Linked DNA regions of Mus musculus: region 1 is linked to region 2. The links are chromatin loops, found by intact Hi-C in ENCODE. Cell type or tissue: heart. All regions are shown on one strand. Each heading gives the region's core, and the rest is flanking DNA. Links, peaks and the distances in the headings are about the cores only. Region 1 holds the start of Ostm1 (osteopetrosis associated transmembrane protein 1). Region 2 holds the start of Sec63 (SEC63-like (S. cerevisiae)).

Region 1 (10,999 bases), core at 1,467-9,466, 82 kb after region 2:
TTGGGAGGCTGAGACAGGCAGATTTCTCAGTTAAGAGACCAGCCTGGTCTACAGAGTGAGCTCCAGGACAGCCAGGGCTACTCAGAGAAACCCTGTCTCGAAAACAAACAAACAAACAAACAAAAAAGGTGAGGCCTGGCTGATGGAAGTAGGTGTTGGCCTTTGAACAGGTGACAGCTGGACCTGGGTCCCTGCCTGTCTGCAACCACATGATGGCATGTCTACATAATGACATGTCTACACTAACATGACATGTCTGTAGTCACATGATGACATGTCTGCAATCACACCATGAAATGTCTGTAGTCACATGATAACATGTCTGCAGTCACAAGATGACATGTCTGCAGTCACATGAGGACATGCCTGCAGTCATGTGATAACATGTCTGCACTGACATTATATGTTTACACTAACATGACATGTCTGTAATCACATGATGACTACCACCTCACATTCTGGCTCCACAGACAAAGACACAACCTCTCTGCAACCATGAGCTAAAATAAACCTTTTTGGTTGCCACTTGTTTCTGTCATACTTTGTCACAGCAGTGAGCAATGACTAATACCCTTGCTACTCCTCGCTGCAATCAACATTGCACATGTATTTTTAAAGCCCAAGGAATCATAAACCCCCTCTTAGTGTCATGCTGGCATCCCAAGAAGTATGGTAATGTTGGCTCATATGAGCAACTACTGTATCCATCAAAGTTCTACCTTCCTTGTCTGACTTTATCTCCCTGAGGGTTTCCAGGACCCTAAAATCCCCACGTTTCCCTCACACTCTGCCTCTGCCCATGATGCCTCTTTCTGCCTTGCCTTTCACCTCAGCTCCACCCAGAGGAACCGTGCCCAGCCATGGAGCCTCAGTTCAAAGAACGCTCCTTCCAAGACTCTGATGCTACTACCTTCCCCTCTAAGTTATATTTGTAACTCTATCTTTCTCACTAAGTTGTATACAGTGGAAGGTACAGGCATTAGGACACAGTTGGTACTCAAGGAGAATTTAAGTTGAAATAATAGTTTTTCCAAAGAATACTTCAAATAGGTGTCAGTTTATTACACAAAACCATGTGTTCTACAAAGCTGGCAGAACAGATGATATCTCTCCCTCTCCCTCCTTCTCCCTCCAGATTATTAAAAATATCATAATTATTATATTAAATAGTTAATATAGGTTCTGCTATTTTCTCCAACATAGAGATGAAGGAACTAAAGTTCCATACAAGAAAGTTAACTTTCCCAAACCTAACATTGAGCAAATGCCTGTCTGACCTCAGAGCTCTGTAACCTGCTACACATTTCTGGCTGGCAGGACTCACCCAGGTGACAATGACTAATACACCATGACGAAGTGACAGCTCAAATGTACTACCTGGTTTCAGCCATTTTAAAGTTCACCTAAATCAGATCTGGACATCTGCTACTGAACCAACCACGGCATCAACTGAGCCGACGCACAGATGGAGACTCACTTGCGCAGTTCGCCTCCTGCCACGTGCTGTTGAAAAACTCAGAGACCATGAGAACTATCTGCATTCTGTCTGCCGTCAGGAGACTTCCGCCACAGCGCGGGCCCTCGGAGGTATTCTGCAATAGCAGCAACAAAAGGAAGAGATAATCTGAGTGTTTAGACTTTCCACAGAAGCCATAAAGCAGTTGACTTATTTATTAAAAACTATTAGAGATTTTGTCTGATATGATGTGATGGTAACAACAGTAATAATAAAAACAGCAGGAAAACAATTTCCATTTAACATTTATTGTTGCAGGGTTCATGGGCGAAGGAAGAAACTCTCTGCTTAACAGCTGAGCCTCCTCTCCAGCCCCATCTTTGCTTCTTGAATATTTGTTTCTCTGGTTAAATTCAGCTTCTTAATTCCGACTTGTGAATGTGTTGCAATCTCTCACTTTGCATGCACAGGGAAAGTTCCAGAATGTGGGCAACAAAATGTAGCAATGGTATTTCTAGATGACAGACCATGACAAATTTTATCTTCACTCTTGCTTCTCTTCCTCTGTCTAAGCTTTTGTATAGCGGATGCACTCTTTAGCTAGTACTTTTAATCTGTGTGTAAACGCTCCCAGGCCTTTGGCTTCATCTTGCGGGGAATGTTTGGTCCAAAGGTTAGCACTCTGCAAGAGAGCCCAGTAATCCATCCACAGAGACCCAAGAGTGCGTACTCAAATAGAAAACCGTGTCTTCCAAAGACCATTTAATCATGAAAGAAACGCATGCTATGCAAATAATAAACCTGCGATCCTAACCTCCCGAACTTCATCTGTTTCTTATCCCTGTTGCCTCAAGCAGAGCACTGGGCCTGGGCCCTTCCTGATTTCAAAGCTACTTAACTCCTGTTGCAAGCATGCTTAACTCATGTTACCAGAATGCTGGCGTCTGAGGATTGGGACGTGTCAGAGAAGCCATCCACACTGCAGCAGGGATGTGCCTGCAAACACAGGCTGAGAGTGACACTGAGTGACACCGTGGGCTGAAAGAGACCCGGTGGGAACAGCAGGAAGAGAACTGACCAGCTGTGTAGAGCAATGAGAATATCACACGATTCATCTGGAGAGACTCATCATCTGTGTATAGCTCACTAACAAGATGCGTCTAAGAGAGCTCTTGCTTTTGTCTGCTACGTTTGTGTTCTTAAACATTGTGTGTGTGTGTGTGTGTGTGTGTGTGTGTGTGTGTGTGTGTGTATGTGCGCGCGCGCGCGCGTGCAGGCCAGAGGACAGCTCACAGAGTCGGTTTTCTCCAGCCACTGTGTGGGCCCCTGACATTGCCCTTACCTACTAAGCCCCAAGTACGTACTTTTCTCTTTCGTTCCTTTTGTTCCTTTTATTTATTCACTTTACATCTTGACCAAATTTCCCCTCCTCCTGCCCCCTCACAGCCTATTCCCCCTCATCCCCTTCTTCTCTGAAAAAGGGGAGCCCCCCCCCCCCCGGTACTCCCCTACCCTGGCACAGAAGTCACTGCAGAACTCTTATTATGCCTTATTCCCTGAGTTAGGGTCTCTCACTAAGCCTGGAACTTGTCTTAGGCAGGTGGAATGGTAGCCAGCAGCCCCAGCAAGATTCCTGCCTTTACTTTCTATGCCACCAGGTTACAGGTGCATGCAGTCACACCCACCTATGCCACCAGGTTATAGGTGCATGCAGTCACCCACCTATGCCACCAGGTATTAGGTACATGCAGTCACCCACCCATGCCACCAGGTTACAGGTGCATGAATCACATCCACCTATACCACCGGGGAATCGAACCAGCATCCTCTGCAGGAGCAGCAAGTGCTCTTAACCCCTGAACCATCACTCTAGCCCACTGGGATCATGTTTTTTAAAGCCTCATAATTCCACAGCATCTACATACACAAGGAAAACATCTATAGCCTCAAAGACCCAAGGTTAACATCATCATTCATGGGCATTGTGCCCACAAGAGGCCTTGTTACTTAAGTTTTTTTCTTTTTTTTTAAAGAAAAGGCAGCTGGAAATTATAAAATTTGCAGGAAAATTGATGAAACTGAAAAAATCAGGTATTAAGTGAAATGATCTAGGCACAGGAAGACAAATGCTACATGTTCTATCCTATGCATATCCTAGCCTTTCATGCTTATATATGTGTATTAACATGGAGTGAGTGTTGAGTAGAGGCCAGGAAATCAGGAAGGAGACCATAAGACAGGGAACAAAAAGAAGCTGAAGGGAGGGGGGAGGGTAACAGACCACATGAGATATGAAAGTGGAAGGGTCACACTGAAAAGGAGGGCTTACAAATGGTGGGAGGGCACAACGGAGAGGGAGGGGGATGGGTTATAGATGGTGGGAGGATACAAGGGAGGGGGAAGGGTTACAGATAGTACAAGGGAAAGGGAGGAGCTACAGATGGTGGGAGGGTAAAACGGAGAGGGGGGTCATAGTGCGGAAGGTACAACGGAGAGGGAGGAGTTATGGATAGTTGGGGGTACAACGGAGAGGGAGGGGAAGGGGAGGTTACAGAGGTGGGAGGGTACAAGGAAGGGGGAGGAGTTACAGAAGGTGGGAGGGTACAACGGAGATGTGAAGCAGGAACTTGGAGAAAAGGAGATGTAGAGTGGACAAACTGTTACTGTGAGGAGATGCCAGCCTGTTACTTGGTAGACTACTTTAAAGACAGGGTTGGGGCTCTGTTAGTACACAGCTTGTCTAGCGTGGACAAGTCATGGGTTCTATTCACAGCTGCATAAAACCAGACCATAGTGACACGTCCGTAATCTAGGCACCTGGGAGGGGAAAGCAGGAGGGGTCAAGTGATCCTCTGCTACTCGGTGAGTTCAAGGCCAGTCAGGGCGACAAGAAACTTCATCACAAATAAATACATTAATTAAATTAAAATAGAATGAAAAGACTCCCTAAAAACAGCTTATTTAATGTAACTGCTCAAAATCAAATACAACGCTGCATATTAAAGTCATAGAGAAAGGAGCGAATCTGAAAAATACTGCATGCACTCCTATTTAAACTGCCTTGAAAGCCAAATCTTTCCACAAAGAGTGACTCTGGACTTTACTTAATGCAAATGAATGTCCCCATTTACAAAAAAAAAAAAAATCTGCTTAGTAACATTAGGCTAGATTAAAAACAAGATACACCTATTGACATTTCTATTTAGTTTAGTCAATTACGACCTCTAAAGCAACTGAAGCCACATTTTTCATGAGACTACTTGGCCCCTCAGGACGCAAGAACCATTTCCACCCCCAATCCCTGTGTCCTCCTTATTTTTCCTTTACCAGGCAACCCTGTGACTCTCACGGTGGCCGACACCGTAATCCTTTCCTAATTTATACAGTTCTTAGAGGCAAAGACTGTGTCTTCCTCTTTTGGTTTGCCTTCATTAAGTCCTTCACATTACCTTCCAAGTGACCAGGAAAGCTCTCGAGTTACAGAGAAGGCAGACTATCCTAAAATGGCAACTCACCGACCACGAACTATTACTGTATGTCGCTTTGTGTGGCCTCTCTTTGTCCCCACTTTCCGGATGAGAAAACAAGCAGAGAATGTCACTAACTTGCCAGAGAACAAGCTGATAAACAGGATGGAACCGAACTCAATACTTTGAAAAATAATAAAGGTCACACTGATAGAAACTGGTGGCTCTGGGTATGTTCGCTGCAATGTTCCAGCAAACCTGTCCCAAGAAGATGCCGGCTTACAGCATCCAGGGGGACAGCATTCCAAGCCATAAGCCCCTAAAGTCACCCGCTTGTTTCTGATACCCTAACTCCACAGACCGTCCAATGCCGTTTCCTTACTTTCCCAACCCCCCCCCCCCCCAGGTGCCGAGGCTGCTCCTCTACCCACCCCGATGTTTCGGCTGATGTTGTCCATCTTGATTGCGACCTGTTGGAAGAGCGGGTAGCAGGTCTGGCAGAGGCGCACGGGCCGAGCGCTGCGCACCATACAGGCGGTCAGCTCGGCGCTGCTATTGGCGAAGTCCATCAGCAGCTCCCGGCACTCAGGCTCCAGATCCGGCAGGTCCGGAGGTAGCAGTGACAGCGGCCCTAGACCTCCGCCCTGCAGCAAAGACAGGGTCAAGTCCTGCACCTCCAACAGCTGCTGCTCCGACAGCAGGTCCGCAAAGCCTGGGTGCCGACTGCTGGTGAAGGGGAGCGCGCACAGGGCGCACCTCCACCGCAGCAGCTGCAGCAGCAGCAGCGCCGGCAGCCACCGCCACGGCCACCCGCTACTGCGCGCCAGCTCCGCGTCCCGAGCCATCCCCGGGCCGGACTGTAACAGATAGCTCGCCCGGTGCTTCCGACAGCAGCCGCTTCCGGCTTCGGCCGGCGCAGGCCCTGAGTGGAGTCACGAGGTGAGTGCGTCACGGCCCCGCCCACCTGCCTCCGGAGGCGCGCGGGTGTGAGCGCGCCCCGCTTGGAGGTCTGTAGAGCTGCTGCAACCCCAGTGCATCCCAGGCCTCCGTCTTGCACGCTCTGCACCCTGCAGTTCCCCGCCTTCCATGAGCCTGTGGAGTTTGTTCTGGTTGCTGGAACTCCAGGGAGATGACTGCCGAGTGAGCTCCCAGAAAAACCCAGTAGACTGATGGTTTGGGCAGGTGTTCATTTTCATTGGCTCTGGATTAGTAAAATTTCTTCATCTCCTCTGGAGAGTGGATAACATCCGTTGGCAGTTCTGGTTTTGGAACTTGTGGCTTCAAAAGGCTTGATTGATTGATTTTAATTCTCAACTATCTACCCCGAACAGAACTTCCTGGGGTGATGAATATAGTCCACGTCTTAGTTAATAGGGAAGCCACTACCCACATGTAGCAGCTGAACCCTTGAATTGTAGCTACTACGATGATAGAACTAATTGTCCAATGTCACTTAATTTAAATATAACTATCTGACTAGTGACACCTGTGTACGGCTCGGATCTGGGTGTAGTGTTTTAGCGCAATAGAAATCCTACCTAATACATACACTTGAGCATACCCCACTATGTTATTATTATATATTCTATATTATACGATTATTATACCATATATTACATAACATATTGTAACATAATATGTAATATTAATATATAACATGTAATATGTGACACGTAGCATTTTATGATATGTTGTAATATGTTATATTGTATATTATGTAATGTATAATATATGTTATGATAATAAATATGTATACATTATATAATATTAATACATATAGGTATTTTTCTTCTTGGAGACAAGCCTCATGTAACTCAGGCTAGTTCTCTAACACACTAAGAAACATGTTTGCGCTATACCAGAGAATGGCCTTGAAATTCTGATCTTCCTGCCTCCCTGCTGAAAGTGCCACCATGTACCCCCATTGCCAGGTGTTTGTGGTGCTGGAGACCAAACCCAGGGCCTGGTGTGTGCTAAGCAAGCAAGCATTCTGTCAACCCAGAGACATGAGAGAGAGAGAGAGAGAGAGAGAGAGAGAGAGAGAACCATAATAACAAATCAAAAGAAAGCCTATTAATAAGTCATTGCAGTAGACACTGGAATAAAGCAAGAGGCCAGGATATAATGTGCTCAAGAGTAGGATGTGAGGGGTGGGGACATCCATGTAGAGACAGAGGTATGGGGAGGAGGTACGGGATGTGGATCAGTCGGAGAGTTGGGGGGGGTAATAAAATATGGAGTGTAAAATAATTAATTAATTAATTAAAAAGAGAAAGAAAGAAAAAAAAGAATAGGATAGGAAAAAAACCATTGTAGGGCCATCCAGCAAGATGGTTCAGCAGGTGTTGTGTTCATGGTTCCAGGGGGCTAGCATCCACAGCGGCAGGGGAGGCAGCAACAGGCTGGAGCAGGATACTGAGAACTCACATCTTAAACACTGAGCACAAGCTGAGAATGAATGGGAATTGTGGGAGTCTTTACATTCTCAGAGCCCACCTCCAGTGACACTGCATCAGGGCTGTACCTCCTAAACCTTGGCAAACAGTGCCCCAACGGGGGACCAAGTGTTCAAAGGTCTGAGACTCTGGAGTTATTATCATCATGTCCTGGTCTGAATGAGAATGCCACCATAGGCTCATATCTTTCTATGTCTACTCCCTAGTAACATACTGCTTACAGAAGATTTAGGAGGCATGGCCTTGTTGGAAGAGGTGTCATTGGGAGTCGGCTTTGAGGTTTTGAAAGCCCATGCCAGGCCCAGTGTCTTTGTCTGTGTGTGTGTGTGTGTATGTATGTATGTATGTATGTATGTATGTATGTATGTATGTATATATTTGTCTGATTGTCTATCACTCCCTCTCCGTCTCCCTGCCTATGGATCAGGCTGTAAAGCTCTCTGCTACTGTGTGCTTCCTGCCATGATGCAGTGGCCTAATTCTCTAAAACTGCAAACAAGCCCCCAGTCAAACGCTTTCTTCTATATGTTGCCTTGGTCGTGGTGTCTCCTCACAGCAATAGAACAGTGAGTAAGATACCCCTGAGTCGGGTAAAGATGCTTACTATCAACCCCAAGGACACAGTAGAAGAGACTTCCCAGGTTGTCCACTGACCTCCACAGGTATGCCTAGACACATACACAAAATTAAAGCAAATGGTTTGGAAAGAACAATAAATGTGTGTAGCAGGACTAAATCAAGCTTACAGGAGCCGCTGCAGTAGTATTTAGGGGGCATTATAAAGAAGCTGTCTGCTGGGCTTAGAGGTGAGTCAGAAACTTCTTCCAGGAGGAAGAGATCTTTGAGGTCTTACAGGGTGAGCAGGATTCCTTAGCAGCTTACAGCATCCTAGGAGAAAGTAGCAGCAGCTACTAGAAGAAAGGACTCTTGTCTTACGGCTGCAGCTGTGCGCTCTTGTTGCTTGAAACTGCTGTTGCTGCACTGATGGACCGCAGGGATGGAGCTAAACCTGAACCACCTGCCTAGGACTTTCTCAAATGCTTTCCCTTCAGCCTGTGGGCAACAAGAACTGTTAACAGAGTTACAGTGAGCGTTTTAGGTAGAGAACTCTAGCAACAATATGTAACTCCCCACCCCCTACATCATAAAACTGAGAGTGTGTCATTAAAGGAGAAGACAGAAACTGTATAAAAGACATTGAGGTATGTCTGGTGGGAAAGAGAGAGGTTTGACTAAAGAACTATGATCCAGGAAGAATGAGAACCAGTGGGTATTTTGGCCTGTATAGGTTAAGATAACCAGGCAGATGGTAGTGCCATGGTTAGGGACAGGGACACAGGGAAGGGAGAGCATTGGGAAGGACACAGAAGCTGTGAATCCAGCTGAAACTGGCCACTCAGGATGGTTGTGGTGGAGGTGCCCAGAGAGTATTTAAATCGCAGATGCAATGCCTGCCAAGGATTCAGAGTTAGGAGTCATGCAGGCTGGTTCTTGTCAACTTGACCCAAGCTAGAGTCACCTGAGAAAAGTGAACTTCAATTGAGAAAGTGCCTTGGTAAAATCAGCCCTTCGGCAAGCCTGTGGGGCATTTTCTTGGTTGATGATTGATGTGGGAGGGCCAGTCCTCTGTGGGACTTGGGAGCTGGGTCAGCAGGGACAGAAATCACTTGTGTGTCCTAGTTGTATGTCGTGGTTTGGCTTCTGTTGCTGTGATGAAACACCGTAACCAAGAGCAGCTTTGGGGAGGGAAGGGTTGGTTTGCCTTACACTCCCACATAGATCATGGAGGCAGGAACTCAAGTAGAGCCCATGGGAGGAGGATGCTTACTGGCGCCTTCCCAGGCTTGCTCAGACCTTTTACACAAAGGACCACTAGCCCTGCCCACAGTGTACTGGGCCCTCCCACATCAGCCATCCAACCAAGAAAATGTCCCACAGCCCAATCTAATGAAAGCAATTCCTCAACGGAGGTTTCTTTCTCCCTAGGTGACTTCAGTTTGAATCAAGTTGACAAAAATTAGCCAATATACTGTACAGATGTGAGGACCGGAGTTCATACTCTCGGAAGCCATGTAAAAGTTGTGTGGGCTGGCAGCCTACCTGAAAGGAACAGGAAATACCCAGAGAAAGCCAGCAGCTAGCCAGACCAGCTGAGACTCTCTGTTCAGCAAGGGTCACTGTCTCAATATATGAAGAGGAGAGCCATCAGAAAAACACCTCACATCACCTCAGGCTTTACATCAGCATGCACCCACATGTACACATGCACACACACATGCACCCGCACACATACATGCACATACACACACATATGCACACACATGTACACATATACATACACATGCACACACACACATAACACGCACCCACACATACACATGCACACACATAACACACACCCACACATACACATGCACACACATAACACACCCACACATACACATATACCCATATGTACACATGCACCACACATAACATCACATGCACCCATACAAATGCAAACATGCACACATATATGCATGCACACCACACGTACATCAAGAGACTAAGATTAATTGGTGCTTATCAGAAATTATTTTATTTCTAATGAGCTTATACCATAAGTGAATGTATAAGTAAGATCACAAGAGAGGTCGTGAATGGAAACCAAGTAATAGAAAGTAGAGCCACTGCCTAACTTCTGGTCATCTCTAGCCTCTTGCCTGCACTGATATACTGTCAAATGCTAGCAAACGGGAAAGGCGAGAAGCCCACGTGGTCCTCTGGCTTCCATTTAGTACAACAAATGCCCGCAATAAGTCAACTTACACAGAGAAAAGTTTCATTTGGACTCATAACTGGAGGTGTCAGTTTCAGGTTAACTGGCCCCGCATGTTGGGCTTGTGTGAGCCAGCACACCATGCTGAGGAGCCTGGAACAGAGCAAAGCCATTTACCTCATAGGAAAGAAGGGGGTCCTGGGTCACACCTCCTAGGACACACCCCCAAGACCCCACACACTGAGAAGTACCCCCACCTCCCAATAATGTTGAACATTAGGCTTTTAACACGTGAACCTTTAGAGGAGACTCTACTGTTCGGATGGTGAATGAAAGAACAAGTCTGGATAGATAGCCAGCTAACAGCAAGTATTAGTCTTCCAGAGGACCCAGGTTTGGTTTCCAGCACAACTGCCTGTGACTGTAGCTCAAGGGAATCTAACACCTTAGGCCTCTGTGAGCAACACACACACACACACACACACACACAATTTAAAAAATAAATACATTTCAAAACCAAAAAGTTCAAATCTAAAATCTTCTCTGTTGGGAGCGTCCCTGTTTGAATGTTAACTGCCTTGTCAGCCATAAGTGCTTACTTACAAAGTCTTGGCCTTATGGAAAAGTACTAGCTTAGTTGAGATTTCTGTGGGAAAAGTTGAGGCCTCTGTAGGAAAGTACTACCCCCAGTTAAGAACAAATAGCTATAGATCTTGTGGACAGGTACCTAGCAACCCACTCTGTTCTGTTCCTCCTGCTGAACTTTTTACCTAGCCAATATCCTGCTTTTGGGAACAGGTGCGTTCCTCCAGATACAAAGCGATTCTGTGTCATCCCCCTCCCTATACTCTGCTTCTGTGAG
Region 2 (10,999 bases), core at 1,985-9,984:
TAAGACTGGAAACAATCTATCTATCACCTAGCAGCAGCATCTACAAAAACTGAAAACATGTTGGGCGTGGTGGCACACGCCTTTAATCACAGCACTTGAGAGGCAGAGGCAGGTGGATTTCTGAGTTCGAGGCCAGCCTGGTCTACAAGGTGAGTGAGTTCCAAGACAGCCAGGGCTACACAGAGAAACCCTGTCTCGAAGAAAAAAAAAAAACAAAAAAAACAAAACAAAAAAAAAAACTGAAAACATTATTTGCCAAATGGAAGAACTTCTATTGTAGTTTTGCAGGCATATTTACACATACCCTTTTTTTCCCCCTCCTCTAAACACCTTGGGAGACCTGGTTGGTTCGAGGTTTTCTGTTTTTGAGATAACGTCTCATTTAATAGCCCAGAATGACCTGCAATCTCACAATCCTTTTACCTCAGCCTCCATCCCAAATGCTGGCTTTACAGGTGTGCACCACAAGCCAGCCTCATAACCAGTTCCTGATTCCTTTTTTAAGAGGGTCTTTTTTTTTTTAAGATTTATTTATTTTATTTTATGTATATGAGTACACTGTAGCTGTACAGATGGTTGTGAGTCTTCATGTGGCTGTTGGGAATTGAATTTTTAGGACCTCTACTTGCTCTGGTCAACTCTGCTCGCTCAGTCCCTGCTCGATCCAGCCCAAAGATTTATTTATTATTATACATAAGTACACCGTAGCTGTCTTCAGACTCACCAGAAGAGGATGATCTCATTACGGATGGCTGTGAGCCACCATGTGGTTGCTGGGATTTGAACTCAGGAACTTCGGAAGAGCAGTCAGTGCTCTTACCCATGTCCCCAGCACCCAGTTCTTGATTCCTTATGGCAAGCTATTATTTTAACCCCTAGGAGAGGAAGCTTGAAGTTCAGAGTTAACTAAAATAGAGACTAGGCTAGATCTGAAACCTTTTTAAACTGGGATTTTCCTATTATAGTACTAAAGGATATAAATGGAACTACTCACATCCTCAAATAAAAGGTGATTGACTTATATGCTAGTTGAGAAAACAAGTAACATTTTAAAACATTTCACTAACCTTTCAAACAATAAAAAAACTTGAGTACCTAAGTAATAAATCAAAACTGTGTGATAACAGTATCACTGCACGTCAAACACTGTTCTCAACACTTACCATAAAGCCCAGTTTAATCTCCATTCTAACTCTATAAAAAGAGACTTCTCTATCCCTAATTTACAGAGGACCATGCTGAAATACAAAATCCACACAGTAACCTGCCAGGCCAGGTTTCAAAATCAGGCAGTTTTGAAAAAGGTCAGGGAATCTGAAACTAAACAGACATCTGAAAGATGGCACACACAGATTAAGAGTATTTGCACCCAGGCTGGGTGGTGGTGGCACACACCTTTAACCCCAGTGCTCATTAGACTAGTAGGCAGATTTCTGCAAAGTTTGTAGCCTGGCCTATAAATTAAGTTCTAGGACAGCAAGGACTACACAAAGAAATCCTACCTCAAAACAAACAAACAAACAAACAAAAACAAAACAAAAAAGAGCATTTGTGCTCACTTTTCCAGAAAATCTCTGTTTGGTTCCTATCACCCATACCAGACAGGTCACCACTACCTGGTAGATAATTCCTGCTGTAGGGGAATCTGAAACCTTGTACTGGACTCCACAGGAACGCACCCTCACATATTCGTACTACCCTTCCCCCACCACACACACTCCCCCACACACACACACCATTCAAACGTTATTTTTTAAGGTATAAATAAATAGGCTGTGCATAGGTGGTGGCACATGCCTTTGATCACAGCATTTGGGAGGCCAAACTAAATCAAACCAGAAATGTAGGCTTACAGAAAGAATAAAATGGCAATGCACATACAAAGTCACAGTACAGTATTGGTGGGAACTGTATATGTGTAGGAAGTGGCTGAGGGAACTGCAACTATTTCAGAATTTTAAGAATGTCTAAAATACTAAAGACTCAGATCACAGTAACTACTTTGGAATCTATGAATGGATAACTACAATATACTGCTTATAAACTGCATTTAAACTTGTCTTTGGGAATGGAGAGATGGTTTATAAATTAGGGAGCACTTTCTGCTCCCACAGAGGACCTGGGACTCTGTTTCCAGCACCCACAGAGTGGCTCACAACCATACATAACTCTATCTTGACTTCCTGAGGATCTGATACCATCTTCTGTCTCCTCAGGCACCAGGCACTCACATGGTACACCTACAGACAAGTAGGCAAAACACTCATACACATAAATCAAAATCAAAATCTGAGTTGTCTTGACACAAAGTATTACTTTCAACTACCAGAGCTTTAAGCACTGCTCTATAAGTGATTCTTTAAGCTATGGAAATCAAAAAGGTTAGGGCATTAATTCTTGTTTTTATTCTATGATGGTAATATCCATGTAGACCAGTATCTATGTGTGAGGTTAGAGGACAAGTTTCTAGTTTTGGTTCTCCCAAAAGGGTCCAGGATCAAACTCAGATGGTCAGGTTTATAGGGGAAATGCTTTTAACCCACTAAGCCAACTCTCTGGTCCTAATTTCTGGTTTTCTGTTGGTTTTGGTTTGGGAGGGGTAGTTTGGTTGGGGGGGGTTGTTTGTTTTGTTTTTTAGCAAAAAGCTCACACCAAAACAAATGTACTACCCAACTAACTCCAGCAAAAGCCAATTCCAAGAAAGTTCTCAGGGCAGCCCTCTCAAGTTTAGTTACAATTTAGACCTTTTGTTACAAAGTACGGAAAGTACCGTATATACATACGAGCTCCCTGAGTTCCTGAGTTCCTTTACCGTGTAGCCTCTCCTGAGAATCACTCTTATAAGGAAATCTATACCCTTCATGTCATTCTATAGATCCAGTTTATCAGCCAATATGCAAAGAGCCCAGAGGACCTTTTGCTATTAAAAGGAGTATGAATTAAGTATACTTAGCCCCACTCAAAACATTAAAACCAAGACAAAAAGATTCCACTAATAATGTTCACAAAATAAGTTCAGTTGCCATATCAAATATGGCAAAGACTCTAAACTCAGTTTTGCCTGCCTGTGTCTCCCAAGTACTGAGATTAAAGAAATGTGCCGTCCCATACCAAGTTCCTCACCACCTTTTAAAGAAGACCTTATATTCAACCCACCATCCCAACACCCCTTTATCTTCTAAAAGCAGTGAACAAATGACTACTGAAAAGTGGGCCCTCCCTCCTTGTTGCTTTTGTTTCTTTTTTTCTTTTTATTTAATCACTAAGTATGGGAGTGGATGTAGTCCTCTGAGGTCGTCAGAGGACTACTTAAGAGTCAGTTTTTCCTTTCAACCTGTAGTTCCAAGGAGCTGAATCAAGTTGCCAGGTAAGCGCCAGGGCCCTTTACCTGCTGGGCCATCTTGCCGGCCTATTTCTGAGAGGACATCTCTCAGGTTGCCAGACTGACTTTGAACTCACTATGCAGCCTATGTCAGTGGCCTTGAACTCTTATTAATCATCCTGCCTCCACCTCTCAAAGGCCTGGAATAATATTTGTGAGCCATCACACTGGGCATTTAACTTAAAATACTGAAAAAATTGGCTTAAGTGGGCGAGCAGTCAAGGAAAAAAAAAAAACATTTTCTGTATTATGACACCAAAAGTACATACAGCCACTGATTTAAAAATATATATATATATATCTAAACAAACTTGGAAACACAGAACTCAAGAGTCCGAAGTGAAAATTTCATAAAGCAACCCAGAATGAGAAACGACGGAGGCTAGTAACTTTGGGTAAATTGTTGCTACTCCGCTTATTGTGAAATGTACAAAAGAGATGCAAGTGTTGCTTGCTCTTTATCTTAAATTTACTTGAGTTCTATTATGAAACTAGATAATTTTATAGGACATTGAACTCTCTCTTCAAAGTGTAACAAGTCCTGAGCTTCACTGCTAACAATTCTTCCCAAGCTGCAGTGCACAACCTAGACAACTTAGATCATCACCACACCCAACCTAAAAGCAACTTAGCAGACACAGAACGCTCTCCCCCAGAGCCGCTGTTATACTCGAAACCTACTAATTATGGTTACCACCACCAGAAATAACCCATTAGGCGCTTGCTGTAAGTGCCATCAGCTTTAAGAATAACCGGTGCCATATGTCTTAGTAAAGTGCAACACAGAATCCAACATTACAATCTTAAACCTAACATCCCCGGAAACTGCACTGGGTTGCGTTCTGACGCGACCTTTAATGTGGAAAGACTCGAGAACTAAAAGCAAAGGAGCTTGCGACCCCACCAACTACCTCCTTCCATCAACGAATCCCGCTTAATCCTTCATGCCTGCACTTTTCCGTTGTAAACAGGAAACTCCAGAGGAAAGGAAACGGAGAAAATCCTATTTGTGCTTTTATAAAAGGAATAACGGCAGCGCTCTCCAACCCCCACGATGTGATTGAACAAATGAAAAAAGCAACCGGAGGAAGTGACGGGGTGGGCTGCTGGTGAGCTCACTTGGAAGTCCCAAACATGACACCCAGCTTAGGGGTGCCCCCAAACATCTGTACCAACAGCTGCAGCGGGGACACCGGGACAAGAGGGAGAAAGGGTGACGGGAGCGAAGGATGCGGAGTTGTGCCCACACGCTCTTATTCCCCCTCGGCCAACTCTTCTCTCGCCCCCCGTCCCAGCCCAGCCCGCTCCCTCCAGAAAGAACACCCAACAAAGCCGAGGCTGGGGAGACAAAGAGGCGGCAGGCGAGGGGCGTCCAGAACAATGCGGATCGGATCCCCGCCAAACTCCCGCGGACCACGCAGGCGGGCGGACAGCCCCGGAAATCGCCGCCGAGCTCCGGCCCCGTGGACAGCGGCCCTCAGGCCCCGCCGCCCAGGCGGCGTCCCTGGGACGCGGAGCAGCACCGGCGGGCAGGACGGCGCGGCCCGGAGCGGAGCGGAGAAGAGCGGAGCGGAGCGTCCGCCCGAGCGCGCCAGAGCGGGCCGCCGACGGGACTCACCCGCGTTCTGGTCTCGCGGCCAGAGGTAGTAGGTGGCGGGGATCACGATGAGCCCCACGAAGGAGGTGAGGAAGTAGAAGAAGGTGTTCCCGCTGTCATCGTACTGGAACTGCTGGCCCGCCATGGCTCCGCCTCCTCCGCCGCGCTCCCCTCACCGCCGTCGCCACGACCCCGCGCTGCGCTCCGGCTCCCGGCTCCCAGCGCCCCGGCCCCGTGTGGCGTAGCTCGGACGCCGCTACCGCCGCCGCCGCCGCCGCCGCCGCCGCTCTCCTCCCCGCCCCCACGCCGCTCTCACGGACACGCCGCCGCCGCCGCCGCGGCCGTCGCCAACTCTCGCGAGAGGAGCTAGTTCCCGCCCCACGCGGCTGTTCCCTCCCCGGCCGTCTCCTCCACACGCTCACTGAGGGAGACGTGGCGCGCGCAGCAAAGAAACTCTGTTGGACCCCGCCCGCGGCCCCGCCCCTGAGCCACGGACCACGCCCTCTGTTTTCCATAAGCCCGCCCCCGGGTCCCGCCCCCTGCTTACCAGGCTTTCCTTCCCAGCACCCTTCCCGGATTCCAGGAGCTTTCTTGCCAGGGTCCCCCAAGCAGTGAGCAGAGGCGAGCGTCCTAGGTGCGATTGGGACCTGAGCTTTTGCAACCTAAGCGAGGTTGCCAAACCTCTCCACTCTCTCCTATCCCTCTCACTTTTCCTCCACGTGAACCTCATGGAAACAAGTGCCATTAAAATAGGGAGCAAGGAAAAATAAATAAATGAAAAGAATAGGGAGCAAGGAACTCCTCAGAGTTCCAAAGCCTTGGTATTTGGAGCTGCCAGTTCACTAATGCTTTCTGTGACCCAAGCGATCATGTCTTCAATTTGTCAGTAAAACATGAAATAAAGCAAAATATAGATCGGTGGCTCTCAACCTTCCTAATGCTGCCACACTTTAATACAGTCCCTCATGTTGTCGTGACCCCGAACCGTAAAATTATTTTCATTTCTAGTTCATAACTGTAATTTTACTACTGTTACGAATTGTAATGTAAATATATGATGTGCATGATATATATACTCCCTCTAAAACGGTCTTTTGATAACTCCCCCTTAACAGGGTCAGGACCCACATATTGAGAACCAATGTCATATATGCTCTATTGATGAGAAAATTCAGACTCAAAACATTTTCCAGAGGTAACGCTCAATGGTTTGGGTTTGCTCAGGGCTTGAGGATCCAAACCCAGATCGCTCTGACGCCCCAAAGAGCCGCTGGCACTCCCCTGCAACCTGTGGGCAATCTGAAGAGGCAGTCACTCTCTGCTCCTGGCCACCGAATCTCAAGCTGGAGTCAGCTGAACTGCAGGATAGTCCTCTAACCTTGCAAAGATCCCACCAGAGTCCAGTGGTGGCCTTAGCAGGGTGGGTCCCAGTGTCTGCACTGCCCTCTGTGGATCAAGAGGACACAGGGCACTTTACACAGGACCGCTGTGAATAGTAAAGGAAACTGTGCAATATCTTTAAAAAGAGAAGCTACCGCGCAAGTACAAACATTCTGCTGTATTTTTTTTTAAGATTCATTTTTTATTTTTATGTATATGAGTACACTGTAGCCATCATGTGGTTGCTGGGATTTGAACTCAGGACCTTCAGAAGAGCATTCAGTGCTCTTAACTGCCCGTTTTGTTGTTGTTTTGTTTACTTTGCTTTTTGTTGGGGGGGGTGTTTTTTTTTTTTTCTTTTTGAGCCAGGGTTTCTTTGTGTAGCCCTGGCTGTCCCGGAACTCACTCTTTAGCCAGGGTTGGCCTCGAACTCACAGAGATCAGCCTGCCTCTACCTCCTGAGTGCTGGGAATAAAGCTGTACACCAGCACCAGCGTTTAAGGATTGTTTCAAGACTAGTCAGTTAACTACATGGCTTTTCAATATGCCTTCCATTGTCTGAGAGGAAATCTGGTTACACAAGCTCTTTCATTGAATGTCTCAAAACCAGTATTTATCATAATGAGTCATGCTTCCCCTTATACTAGATTATGTTCACAAGTATTCTGTCTCCCCTTTCAAATTCCAATTTAACAGCACATTTCTGAAAGCCACTTTTGCTACATTTTTCTGCCTTGTTCCCCCCCCCCCACTCCCCCGTAAAGTTTCCAAGGACTTTATTGTAAGAGGGAAACTTAGAAGTGGAAAAGAAACTTGGACTATGAAATCAGAACAGAACTAGGGCCATCCTGAGGCAGGATAGACAGGGAATTTGGGAGATTGAAGACAGAAAAGGGGACCTCATCCCAGAGTACTTAATGCCAGCACTCAGGTAGCAGAGGCAGGCAGATCTCTGTGCATTTGAGGCCAGCCAGGGCTATACAATGAAACTATCAAAAAAAAAAAAAAAAAAAAAAAAAGCCTGTCAGCAGGTGAGAATCAAGAACTCAACATTTTTGTCTAGGATGCTGACCTAGAGTTGACATTCATTTCAGACATAGATATTTCATGTTAAAGTAGCAACAACCCAAACTTACGGCCTGAACATATATGACCCAGGCAGGCTCTCATTCCTTTGCCCAGACATTGCCAGAAAAATCACAAACAATACTATTTACAGTAAATCTATCCAACATCTCTGGGGACCAGACTTTTCCTACTGACTGTAATGCCACAAAATGTGCCCAGGAACCATCCTGTGGAAACATAGTAACTTCAAACTCCATCAAAATCTCGTATGACTATTGTATCAAACAGTCAGCCATGGCTGTCTTTGAGTGGCCCCAAGCCCTTGCTCTCTGTCCAGCTGCAGTTCCAAACACTCTTTCTCCTGACCTCACGCTTAAGTCTCAGTTCCAGTAGAATTGACAGAAAAGAAAAGAGAAGAAAAAAAACACCAACCCTCCACTTTCTTTAGTTTAGTTCCAGAATTCTTTTTGAAAAACAAACCCATGAGTCCTAATTGAGCCTGAGTGGTGGTCCCTAAACTCTAGGGGACCTCCTGACGCTGCTGGGGAAGAGGGCTGCCACTGGAGAGCTCTGCTCCCATTATTTGCTGACACACAGCCTTACTGAAAACATGCACCACTCACAGACTTGGCTCCTCTGCAGCAGGTAGCCTTTGCCTTGGGTAGGCTCTCTTGTCAAGTCCTTGCATGTTTTCAGGATATTGAACTGGATTTTTTTATAACTCCATTTATGTTTAACTCAGCATTTCTGCAAAGATAATAGATCTGTTTCATAAACTTATGGCAAAATAAATTAGCGATTATAACTCCTGCCAGTTATGGTGGCATGTGCCTTTAACTCCAGCACACTCCTTTAAGCCCAACACTCCAGAGGTGGAGGCTAGTAGATCTCTGAGTTTCAGGACAGTCTGATCTAAAAGCAAGTTCCAGGACAGCCAGAGCTACATGGTAAGACCCTGTCTCAGAGAGAGAGAGAGAGAGAGAGAGAGAGAGAGAGAGAGAGAGACTGACCATGAATTCCTGCCTCTCCTTTTTCTACCTCATAAGCACTGGGACTGCAGGTCCTTCTACTGATGATATTAACTTACAAAACTATTTCTTTTAAGAGATCATTTTAGTGAAATTGTTAATAATAGTAAATGAATATGAAAGAAAATGAGCCACAAACACTTATTGTCCTTAATTTCAGCATATGTTAAAATGTATTTTAATATCATTTGTGAATATGTCTGCAAGAGCAAAATTGAATCACTTTCATTTTAACCTCTTGGTAGTTTATTTTCTCTCAGGTACAGAGGTACAGAAAGCTTATTTTTGGGCTTCTGTTAATAATTTGCTTTTTCCTTAGAGTGACTCTTTCATTTATTGGTAAGTCGATGTTGTATTACTGGAATTGACTTTCATTTATGCATGCCAAAGTGTTTGTGTGGCTGTAATGACATTATTCAGATTTCTGTGTGGTGAAGTTAACTGCAGAGACTAGAAGAAACCAAATTATTAAGTAGGTATGTACAGTTAGTTCTATCACACACACACACACACACACACACACACACACACACACACACACATCCACACCCACACCCACATCCCAATAGAGTAGTCCCTTCATCATGATGTGCTCCAAACCTTCCAGCTGATGCTTGGAAACCCTATAGATACTCTCTGGGTTTTTCCTACACATGCACAAATGCTGCGGTTTCTCCATCTCAGTTATATCTTGTGCTTATACATGGTGGCCAGGAATGTTGAAGTTAGAAATATAAGAGCAAACCTAGAACAATTTTCTTTTTCTTTCTTCAAAAGCAAGACACTGATTTAAAATCACATCTAATGATGATGATAGAGGACTTTAAGAAGGACATAAATAACTCCCTTTTAAAAATACAGGAGAACCCAGGTAAACAGCTAAAAGCCCTTAAAGAGGAAACATAAAAATCCCTTAAAGAATTACAGGAAAATAAAATCAAGCAGGTGACAGAATTGAACAAAACCATCCAGGATCTAAAAATGGAAATAGAAACAATAAAGAAATCATGAAGGGAGACAACCCTGGAGATAGAAAATCTAGGAAAGAGATTAGGAGTCATAGATGCAAGCATCAACAACAGAATACAAGAGATAGAAGAGAAAATCTCAGGGGCAGAAGATATCATAGAAAACATTGACATGACAGTCAAAGAAAATGCAAAATGCAAAAAGCTCCAAACCCAAAACATCCAGAAAATCCAGGACACAATGAGAAGACCAAACCTAAAGATAGTAAGTATAGAAGAAAGTGAAGATTCCCGACTTAAAGGGCCAGTAAACATCTTCAACAAAATTATAGAAGAAAACTTCCCAAACCTAAAGAAAGAGATGCCCATGAACATACAAGAAGCCTACAGAACTCAAAATAGATTGGACCAGAAAAGAAATCCCTTCCATCGTATAAAAGTCAAAACACCAAATGCACAAAAGAAAGAAATTAAAAGCAGTAAGGGGAAAAGGTCAAGTAACATACAAAGGCAGACCTATTAGAATTACACTAGACTTCTCACCAGAGACTATGAAAGCTACAAGATCCTGGGAAGACGTCATACAGACCCTAAGAAAACACAAATGCCAGCCCAGGCTATTATACCCAGCAAAACTCTCAATTACCGTAGATGGAGAAACCAAGATATTCCATGACAAAACTAAATTTATGCAATATCTTTCCACAAATCCAGCTCTACAGAGGATAACACAAGGAGGGAAACTACACCCTAAAAAAGGCAAGAAAGTAATCTTTTAAGAAACCCAAAAGAAGATATCCACACAAACATAATTCCACTTTTAATAACAAAAATAACAGCAATAATACTTAAATAGGACCCAGCATTTTGCTGCATACAGGAAACCCACCTCAGTGTCAAATCAAAGACAGAAACTACTTCAAAGTAAAGGGCTGGAAAACAATTTTTCAAGCAAATGGTCCCAAGAAACAAGCTGGAGTAGCCATTCTAATATCAAATAGAATCAACTTTCAACCAAAAGTTATCAAAAAAAGATAAGGAAGGACCATATGAAGCTCAAGAAGAAGGAAGACCAAAGTGTGGATGCTTCAGTACTTCTTAGAAGGGGGAACAAAATACTTACAGGAGGAAATATAGAGACAAAGTGTGGAAGCTGAAGGAAAGGCCATCCAGAGACTGTCCCACCTGGAGATCCATCCCATATACAGTCACCAAACCCAGATGTTATTGTGGATGCCAGGAAGTGCTTGCTGATAGAAGCCTGATATAGCTGTTTTCTGAGAGGCTCTGCCAGAGCCTGACAAGTACAGAGGTGGATGCTTGCAGCCAACCATTGGATTGAGCATGGGGTCCCTGATGGAGGAGTTGAAGAAGGGACTGAAGGAACTGAGGGGGGTTGTAGTCTCATGGGGGGAGCAACAGTGTCAGCTGGCCTAACCCTGTGGAGCTCCAGGAAACTGGACCACCAACCAAAGAATATACATGGAGGAACCCAGGGCTCCAGCTGCATATGTGGCAGAAGCTGGCCTTGTGGAACATCACTGTGAAGAGTGGCCCTTGATCCTGTGAAGGCTCA

The links. A loop is a pair of places that touch in the nucleus more often than their neighbours do. Peaks named below come from ENCODE experiments on the same cell type or tissue, not always from the same donor. Only the 100,000 strongest peaks of a DNase experiment are listed, where the experiment ranks them.
Region 1: a loop joins it to region 2, with 6 times the contacts of the local background. A loop is called at or near these places in 1 of 42 quality-filtered maps.

Annotation. Positions count from the first base shown.
Region 1 is chr10:42,673,753-42,684,751 of GRCm38, reverse strand. Ostm1 (osteopetrosis associated transmembrane protein 1) reads right to left here and starts at 5,836. Exons shown (of 6, transcript NM_172416.3): 1 at 5,355-5,836; 2 at 1,478-1,592. The coding sequence starts at 5,768. In heart, for the core only: a CTCF peak has its summit at 5,931; a DNase peak (open chromatin) is centred at 5,841; H3K4me3 peaks cover 2,486 bases; H3K27ac peaks cover 1,455 bases.
Region 2 is chr10:42,755,890-42,766,888 of GRCm38, reverse strand. Sec63 (SEC63-like (S. cerevisiae)) reads right to left here and starts at 5,393. Exons shown (of 21, transcript NM_153055.3): 1 at 5,001-5,393. The coding sequence starts at 5,124. In heart, for the core only: a CTCF peak has its summit at 6,445; DNase peaks (open chromatin) are centred at 4,618, 4,708, 5,438 and 6,378; H3K4me3 peaks cover 2,937 bases; H3K27ac peaks cover 2,005 bases.